Linked DNA regions of Homo sapiens: region 2 is linked to region 1. A link is a contact called in ENCODE Hi-C or POLR2A ChIA-PET data. All regions are on one chromosome and are shown on one strand. The core of a region is the stretch at or near the end of the contact, and the rest is flanking DNA. Distances in the headings are between cores, read along the strand shown. Region 1 holds the start of NET1 (neuroepithelial cell transforming 1). Region 2 holds the start of PFKFB3-AS1 (PFKFB3 antisense RNA 1).

The links. A loop is a pair of places that touch in the nucleus more often than their neighbours do. ChIA-PET counts read pairs that join two places held with the same protein, here RNA polymerase II (POLR2A). Pooled maps may share reads with other maps.
Region 2: a loop to region 1 is called in a pooled map, with 3 times the contacts of the local background. The contact joins the promoter of PFKFB3-AS1 here to the promoter of NET1 in region 1. A Hi-C loop is called at or near these places in 1 of 50 pooled maps. POLR2A ChIA-PET finds 5 or more read pairs at or near these places in 2 of 52 experiments (OCI-LY7 and activated T-cell).

Annotation. Positions count from the first base shown.
Region 1 is chr10:5,409,332-5,413,935 of GRCh38, forward strand. It overlaps NET1 (neuroepithelial cell transforming 1), which reads left to right and starts at 3,226. Exons shown (of 12, transcript NM_001047160.3): 1 at 3,226-3,489. The coding sequence starts at 3,362. RefSeq lists a silencer at 3,138-3,567.
Region 2 is chr10:6,200,127-6,204,285 of GRCh38, forward strand. PFKFB3-AS1 (PFKFB3 antisense RNA 1) reads right to left here and starts at 2,631. Exons shown (of 2, transcript XR_007062045.1): 1 at 2,314-2,631. PFKFB3 (6-phosphofructo-2-kinase/fructose-2,6-biphosphatase 3) reads left to right here and starts at 2,806. Exons shown (of 15, transcript NM_004566.4): 1 at 2,806-3,210. The coding sequence starts at 3,135. RefSeq lists enhancers at 442-959, 960-1,476, 2,031-2,535, silencers at 1,279-1,498, 2,529-2,858, 2,909-3,018, 3,139-3,648, 3,879-3,958 and a cis regulatory region at 2,469-3,000.

The sequences.
Region 1 (4,604 bases), core at 1,976-4,475:
AGAGTCTGATTTTATATATATGAAAGCTGAAATCAAAACAATTTCCTCAAACCCTATCCCGGTGAATATTTTAAGGGAGAAGGATGATTTGTGGGGAACTGAAAGAGAGAGGATTCAGAGAACATTTGTCATGGTTTTGGGACTGTTCTATACAGTGTAAGACATAGAACATGGGGACAATGGCATTCAGACACCAGAAAGTTGATCTCTTGTAAGATCAAGAGATGTCACCAGCCTTTCCCAGGTCTTCAATGACCAACCCTCAGAGCGGTCACTTTTCTTTGCTCTTCTTCTATGGTACCCAGCCATTTTCTGATGAAAATTTGTCTTCTATTCCTTATTTCCCTAATGTCTAGCACAGATCCTGGCATATTATAGCAGGAATTTAATAAATTCTTGTGAATAATTGAACAAAATCATAAGTTCTCAAGTGAATGAAAATTGGAAACAGTTGCTCTGCATAAAACAATAGTATTCAGGTCACTGGAAAGAAGTGCCCACCCCCACCACTGGAATCCCCACATTGACATCCTGCAGTATCTATCATTTTGTGAGTAGTTATTACAAGTTACCAAAGGACTGACCACCTCTGATGACACAATCAAAACCAGTTTCAGGACCTGCAAAGCTGAGGACAGACCCTGAATTCTGAGGATCTCACCGAAGTATGTTGAAACTATTAATATGAAACGGCTGTTTCTGTGGGTAAAAAGACCAAGCGTCAGCGATTCACATGGTCCTATCTTGTGAACAAAAGTTCTCTGAAAAGGAAGTTTGGAGAAAGGAGACTTTATTCTAGTGAACAGTTTGCAAACCAGGGAGACACAGCCTTCGGAGTAAAAGAAAGGTGATTCCAGAGAATAAAGGGGAGGGTTTGGCTTCTATAGAAAAAGTTCTTGTCCAGGTTTCCAATCAGATGTGTTTATGCAAAGGAAAGATTCAGACTTGCTCAGTTCAGATTGGGTAATACAGCTGAACCCTGATTGGATAAAGCAGATGAGTTCTGATCGGTTACATCAGGTGAGCCCTGATTGGTCAATTCGGGTAAATTGTGAAAATCCCAAAGGGGTGTGAGTTTTCTGGACACAGAGTAGTTGTGACCTACTTGGGACCTGACTTGAAGAATTGCTCTTACAGGTTTATTTTTGTTCATAATCTAAACATCTGCATCCTCTGAAGCTCTGTCTTGGTGGAGACCAACTCCCCAAATATTAAGAACATTTCTGTATTCTTACACTCTAACTGCTACAAAGCAGTACTTTCTTCTTTAATTTTTGGGGAGGGATGGGGAAGGTAGAACAGAAGTGGTTCTTGACCAAGGTCAACTTATGTTCAGAGCTGGTTCCTTCCGGTGGGTTCATGGTCTCGCTGACTTCAAGAATGAAGCCATGGACCTTCATGGTGAGTGTTACAGCTCTTAAAGGTGGCACAGACCTAAAGAGTGAGCAGCAGCAAGATTTATTGTAAAGAGTGAAAGAACTAAAGCTTCCACAGTGTGGAAGGGGACCCCAGTGGGTTGCCCTGCTGGCTGGGGTGGCCAGGTTTTATTCCCTTATATGTGCCCTCCCATGTTCCATTTTTGTCCTATCAGAGTGCCCTTTTTTCAATCCTCCCTGTGATTGGCTACTTTTAGGGTCCTGCTGATTGGTGCTTTTTACAGAGCACTGATTGGTGCATTTTACAATCCTCTTGCTAGCTACAGAGCACTGATTGGTGTGTTTTACAATCCTCTTGCCAGACAGAAAAGTTCTCCAAGTCCCCACTCTACCCAGGAAGTCTAGCTGGCTTCACATCTCAATGTTACTCCCTAATTTCTTACTCTTTTTAAAACAAAAACATTTTTCCCTCATGTTATAAAGGTACTGCAAATTCAATATGTCCTTATTTTTAAAAAAATTAAATGCAAAAAATAAAAATAAAAATTTTGAATACCTAAAGTCTACCTAGAGACATTTTAATACATTGACTTTTTAATACATTTAATACATTTTAATACATTATCTTTTTTCTTTGTATAATCTCTTGTAATTCATAACTTTGAATATACTGAATATACCTCTATACTTCATGTTTTTATTTCAAATTACCAGTATACTATTACATACTTCACACTTCATTTTTGTTGGCTGAAAATATTCTTCTCAGTGGATGAGCTATAAATCATTGTTTATTTAGGTTGTTTTAAATGTTTCTATTATAAACAATGTCATTAATAGCTTCATGTTTATATAATTTTATTTTTTAGGATAAATTTCCATAAGTGGAAATATACTGGCAAAAGAGAAGTGTTTTTTTGTTTTTTTTTTTTTGGAGACGGAGTCTCGCTCTGTCACTGGGCTGGAGTGCAGTGGCACGGTCTTGGCTCAATTCAAGCTCCGACTCTCTGGTTCAACTAATTCTCCTGCCTCAGCCTCCTGAGTAGCTGGGATTACAGGCATGCGCCACTCTGCCCAGCTAAGTTTTGTATTTTAGTAGCGACAGGGTTTCACCATGTTGGCCAGGATGGTCTTGATCTCCTGATCTCGTGATCCGCCTGCCTCAGCCTCCCAAAGTGCTGGGATTACAGGCGTGAGCCACAGCGCCCGGTCAGGAGAAGCTATTTTTAAAGACTTTGACACATATAAAGCAATATTTAAAATCAAAGAAAGTGTAATTTGTTTAACAATTTTTTTTTTACTTGAAGCGGTCTTTTATTTTATATTATGTCTTTTGCTGACTTTTACAAGCAAAGGATGAAGTCACTTCATTCTGTTTTGCTAGGGAGAGACTGTGTCATGCTTATTGGAAGACATAAGGGCTCATAATTAGATTTTGCTGGTTCCCTAGAGACAGTCCCGGGAACACACTTGCATAACCTTTGGTAATTGGAAATATATCTCATATTGGCCACGTGCACAATAATTCAGTGTGAATATGGCCAATAAACATGCCTTGTTTACAGGTCATTAGTTTGGACCTCTCTTCTCCTCAAATGCTAAGAAAGATCTGGTGAATTAAAATGCTTCCAGTCCATTTGCCTTGGCCTGTAGTGAAAGTCCTAATGAACAATGAAGGAGGTACCGGGCCTTAGGGACTCAGGGATGCGCTCAGGAGTTAAGGGCAAATTTTCCTAGGTTCTTTCCTAGGCAAGTAGATCCCGGGAGCGGTGGAGGGGCGGGACTCCACGTCTCCTAGGAACCGCTGCGCGCTCACTGATTGGCTGATCGCTGCTCAGCCGCCATTTTCAAATCCCCGGATGACGGCGGTGGCGGCTGCAGTCCGCTGACAGGCGCTTTCTGCCTGGCAGAGGCTGGCGGGCATCGTGCCCGTCCCTGCCGGTCTCCCGGGCACCCGGCCACCGCCCCACCCCCTCCTCCGTGCCATGGAGCCCGAGCTGGCGGCTCAGAAGCAGCCTCGACCGCGGAGGCGAAGCCGCCGGGCCTCTGGGCTCAGCACGGAGGGAGCGACGGGGCCTTCGGCCGACACCTCCGGGTCGGAGCTGGACGGGAGGTGAGTGTGGGGGAGGGGAGGGCCGAACGGGAGGTGAGTGTAGGGGAGCGGAGGGCCGAACGGGAGGTGAGTGTTGGAGAGGCAAGGGCCGGGGGGAGGGGAGGGCTGGCCGGGAGTTGGATGTGGGGGGCGGCGAGTGGGGGTGTTGGTGAGGGCCAGGGGGAGGCGAGGGCCGCTGGGAGGTGAGTGGGGGGTGGGGGAGGTGACCGCGGGGTTGGGGGGGGGGACGGGGGCCGCTGGAAGTGAGGGTGGCACAGGCTGGAGTGACAGTGTGCCTGGCCTTGGACCGAGGTCGGTCCTGAGACCCCAAACTGCGATTTTCCCTGCCTGTGGCAAAGGGGCGGGTTTATTGAGTCTCCTCGCCTCCTGACTGTTTCTCAGGGGAGACTTAGGAAAAACCACAATGGTTTTGTTCTGCACACCCAACTGGCTGTAGGCTGGCGTTCCCAAATGCCTTTGCTCAGACCGAAACTGTCATGGTGAGCACCACGAGAATGGGCTTCCATGTCCTGAGAAAGAAAAGACTAAGGGATAAGTTGACTTCGGGATATGTTATGAGATGCCTATTAGAGAGTTCATCACAACCATTTTCGTGTTTTTTCTTTTTACTTTTTGTGGAAGTATACATTGAAATGAGAGTGTATGACTCGTGTTTGGCTCAGTGAAATTTCACAAAGCGAAGCTCAGGGGATAGCTAGTGAATTAGGAGGAAGGGAACCAAGTGAGAACAGTATCCAGGAGGCCAAATGAAGAAAGAATTTCAAGAAGAGGACGTGGCGAGCTATGTCAGATGTTATTGATAGGTCAAATAAAATGAGGATTAAGTAAAATAAGATGAGGATTAAGCTAGATGAGGAATGAAAATTAAATTTGGTAATGAGAAGAGAGTATTGATCTTAGATGGTTTCCAAGAATGGTTACAATATCGAACTTAGAGTGTTTTGCAACAGGTTGAGAAGAGAATGTGCGATTTGTTCAGAAAATAATGTGAGTGCCAACACTAGGAATATGGAAATGGAAAAATACTCTTGTTACTATTTAAGATTTATAATCTAGTGGGGAAGAAAGATAAGTAGGTTAATAATTATTATAATATGTGATAAAAGTTATTATAG
Region 2 (4,159 bases), core at 1,381-3,880, 790 kb after region 1:
ACTCCCTTTACTTCTTCCCATAAAGCAAGTGGGGTTGACTAGGTAGTCTTGAAGTTTCCTTCTATCTTTCATAGTTTCTAGGACCACGACCTAGGAGAAATCATCAATCTGCGCTAGCCTTGGTGTTATTGTAGCTGTAAAAGAATCATCGTATTAGAGGAACATTTACGTTATTGGGAGCGTTTTCTGAAGGGCCGCCTTTGTGATACCCAGGTTAGTAGGAGGGAAGTTGGCCAAGCCCTAGTTGGACATTTGGGGTGAAGATGGGGCATTAGCAGAGCTAGGGAATGAGTTAGGAGGATGTCCAAACTAGTAAACTCGGAACCAGTAAATTACCAGAATACAGTTGCAGTTGGGTTGTTTATAAGTGATTTTGTAGTGAAGCAGTTTCATCTCTCATGAGGGCTCTACCCTAACTTACCTGGGGCTGTAAAGGCTGCCAGGAGTTCTAGCTGGCCATTAAAAAAACAAAAACAGGTGTGCATTCGTCCTTGCTCCCACGCACTCCCAGTTTGCACTTAGATGTAAGGAGCGGGGGGGGGGGGGGGGCGGGGGGTGGTGGTGGGGCGGGGATTGAGTTAACTTCCTTTTGCCTGCTGCAGAGCAAGTGCAGGAGGCGAATGGGGGAAGAACATAGTCTTCCCTCTAGACTCGGAACGCGTTATTGACAGACAGGAAAAGTGCCCGGTCTGCGAAAGTTCAGCTGGACCTCCGGGACATCAACTCCCTGTGCCCTAAGAGCTGACCGCTGTCAGATGCGTTATCTAGGTCAAGAGATGAATGATGTGCCGCTGCTGGGGCAGACGCCGTCTCTCTGCTCTCCCTGTGAGCTGAAACCAGCAGTGTTTGCAAGCTTGTAGGGAGTGTGGAAGAAGGCCCCCTGGTCCGCTTGCCTCGCCTGTACGTGTGCAAAATCGGTGGGCAAGCAGCGGGCGCGCAGGTGCACCGTCATTCCCCAGGAACCGCGGGCGCTCTTTGCAGGGGTGCAGCCGCTCTCCCCGCGCGCAGCCTACAGCCCTCCCCGACCCCCGCGAACCCCAGGGCGGGAACTCGTCCCGGTGGCGCGGGCGCTCGCTGCCTGCTGTTTCCCTCTTCGGGTCAGCCCACTCTTATTTCAGGAGTGGAGTGGGACTCTCCCCTGGGCGTTTAGGGTGTCGCCTCTGGCATGTGCTCCCACTGCAGAAAACAAGTCCAAATGCAACGCATCGGGTTTCTGAACAGCCGCCAGAGCGCGGAAACCAGACCGTCAGCAAAGCTGTCGCGGGAACAGGGGCTCTGAGAGGGCGGCGCGGGGGGCGGGGTGCCGGAGTGGGGGTCGAGGCGGGAGGGGGAGTGGGGGTCGAGGCGTGGGGGAGGGTGGCGGGGCACAGGCCAGGTGGCCGATGTTGCGCGTTCCGGGGCCCCTCGGCAGGCGGCGGGTCGGGAGGAGTGGAGGCCCGGGTGGGGCGGGCGCGCGGGGCGGGAGCAGCCCCGGTCGCCGCCTGGGCGCGGGCGCCCTCCCTGTGGAGCATGCGGGACGTGAGCGACGTGTGGCAGCCTCTGCGCAGACTTTTCCGCCGCGGTGTAGGTTTCAGCGAGCGCCGCCTTCCCTCCAATCACAGCCCAGCCTCAGCGCTAAGTGTGCACCTCTCTGCAAGGCGGCGCAGCGCTCCCGTACTGAGGCTTCGTTTGCAAAAGTTACATCCGTCCCGGCGCGGGCGGCGGTTCCCCACCAAAAGCAACCCAGATCTTCCCCGCACGCCTCTGACCTGACTGCACGACTGTCACAAGTCGCGAGCTGGTGCAAACTGCGAGGGCCGGGAAAGGAGACGGGGCACGCATGCACCAAAAAGTGGGGAGGCAGAGCTGCAGGGTGTGCAGGATAACGGAGTGAATTTTAGGAGTCTGCCTAATAAGGGGCCGCCCCCAATAGTTTTCCCTCGACTTAGGTAATGAATTGCAGATCGAAATGGGTCTAGTTTTATTCATTCTTCTACTCGGGGCGATAAAGGTTTATTGAATGGTGTACATGGTGAGTGTGAAAACCAGATGCCAGCTGCCCCCAGCCCCAGTCCACTTCAGTCCAGCTCCCCGGGGCTTTCCCGCCCCCTCCTCGTACCCAGCACCGCGGGCCTCTCAAGGTTCCCAGTCTTTGGGCTAGGGGAGGGGAGCAAGGCTCAGTTCAAGTCCAGGTTTCTAAGGGATTCAGCAAAGTGGACAAGGACGAGGTGAGGTGGGAGGATCAGGGAAGCCTCCTCCCCGCGGGTCGCCCGGGTCGTGGCGGGGGATGGGCTCACGGGTATTATCAGGGAGCAGCCTGGCCCATGTCCTTACCTGGACTGCGCCTGCCCCACAGCGCGTGTTAGGAATGCAGAGTATTGGGGCTCCATGGCCCTAAAGGAGCTGCATTGGTAGGATGCACTTTAAGCAGCTTCCCAAGGGATTCGGCTGCGGGGTCCACGGTCTACACTGGGCAGGACTGCGTCTCTGCTCTCCTCCCGGCCAGCACAGTTGAGGTGAGGGGCCGGAATTAGTCGGGGAAGCTGTGCCAGACGTCCCGAGGGGACAACGGGACGAGGGGATAACAGCAGCCAGGACCCTTCAGCAGGGCTGGGCGCGCTCCAGGCCCGGGGCAGGGCGGCGGGAGCTGGTGCACCGCCGTCGCCGGCCCGCAGGGGGAGCTCGCAGGCTGCTTCCCGGCTCGCCCACCCTCCTCCCCACGTGGAAGGGGGCTGGGACCCAAGGAATGCGGCCCGCCCCGAGGCTGACGTACGCGTCTGCGGCCAGCCCGGACTCTTTAAAAGCCGGCGGTGCGCGGGGCATCCCAGCCAAGCCGGAGAGGAGGCGAGCAGCAGGGCCTGGTGGCGAGAGCGCGGCTGTCACTGCGCCCGAGCATCCCAGAGCTTTCCGAGCGGACGAGCCGGCCGTGCCGGGCATCCCCAGCCTCGCTACCCTCGCAGCACACGTCGAGCCCCGCACAGGCGAGGGTCCGGAACTTAGCCCAAAGCACGTTTCCCCTGGCAGCGCAGGAAACGCCCGGCCGCGCGCCGGCGCACGCCCCCCTCTCCTCCTTTGTTCCGGGGGTCGGCGGCCGCTCTCCTGCCAGCGTCGGGATCTCGGCCCCGGGAGGCGGGCCGTCGGGCGCAGCCGCGAAGATGCCGTTGGAACTGACGCAGAGCCGAGTGCAGAAGATCTGGGTGCCCGTGGACCACAGGCCCTCGTTGCCCAGATGTGAGTGCAGCTGCGCGGAGCCGGGTTGCAGGGCGGGCTGCGCCGGGCCGGGCCATTGTGTGGGGCGGCTTTGTGCCGACGCCCCTCTGCGGGGGGCGCGCCCGTGCGGGTCGCGCCGGCGGGGCGGGGCGGAGGCGCGGGCTGCGCGTCCTTGGCCGGGCGGCGGGGGCGCTGTGGCCCTTGTCCCGGTGGCTGCCCCGCCGGCCCGGAAACGGCGAGTGCGCCCGGCCGGGCTGCGTACCCCGAGACGGAGGGACGCGCGCGCCTGGGCAGGCCAGGGAGGGGATCCACATCCTCCGCGATCCCTGTCCTCGACACCCGTCTCGGGCGGCCGTCGCCGGAGCGCAGCCCAGGGACCCGGCCGCTCGCGCCTCCGCCCCTTTTCACCGTCCGGATCTCCTCTCTCTGCATGTTTCCATCTCCTCTCCCGCCTTGCTATGCATTCCTATCCCCTCGCTTCACTTAATAACCTATTTCTCTGTCCTGTTTTCTCTTTCGATATATATGTCTCTGTTTTTCTCTGTTTCTACCTCCTTCCTCTCCCACTGTTTCTTTCTGCTTTTATCTCTTTCTCTCTCCTTCTCTCTCTTCCGTGCATCTCCAGTGCCATGGGGGCGCCCGTGCTGGGGGCGCCAGGAGAGCCACCTGGAGCCACGCCTGTGTCCCCGGCTTTGGGGAGGGTCGGTGGGTTGGTGAGTGCACGGTTGGCGCTGCTCCACGCGCCCCGGGCGCACGCACCCCCCGGTGCTCGGAATTGGCTGGCAGTACCCTGCCCCGCCCCGCCGGTCGCCGCCCCCGCCACCAGCGATCGCTTGGGAGAGGGTTACCTCGAGCTCCACCTCAGCTGCGGAGCGCCGCCGCGGAAAAGGGCGGGTGGGCAGCGCAGAGGGGCGACGCTGCCTCTCCAGGTAATGCGCCCCGGCTCCCATGGGCTGGACAGGGAGCCGCC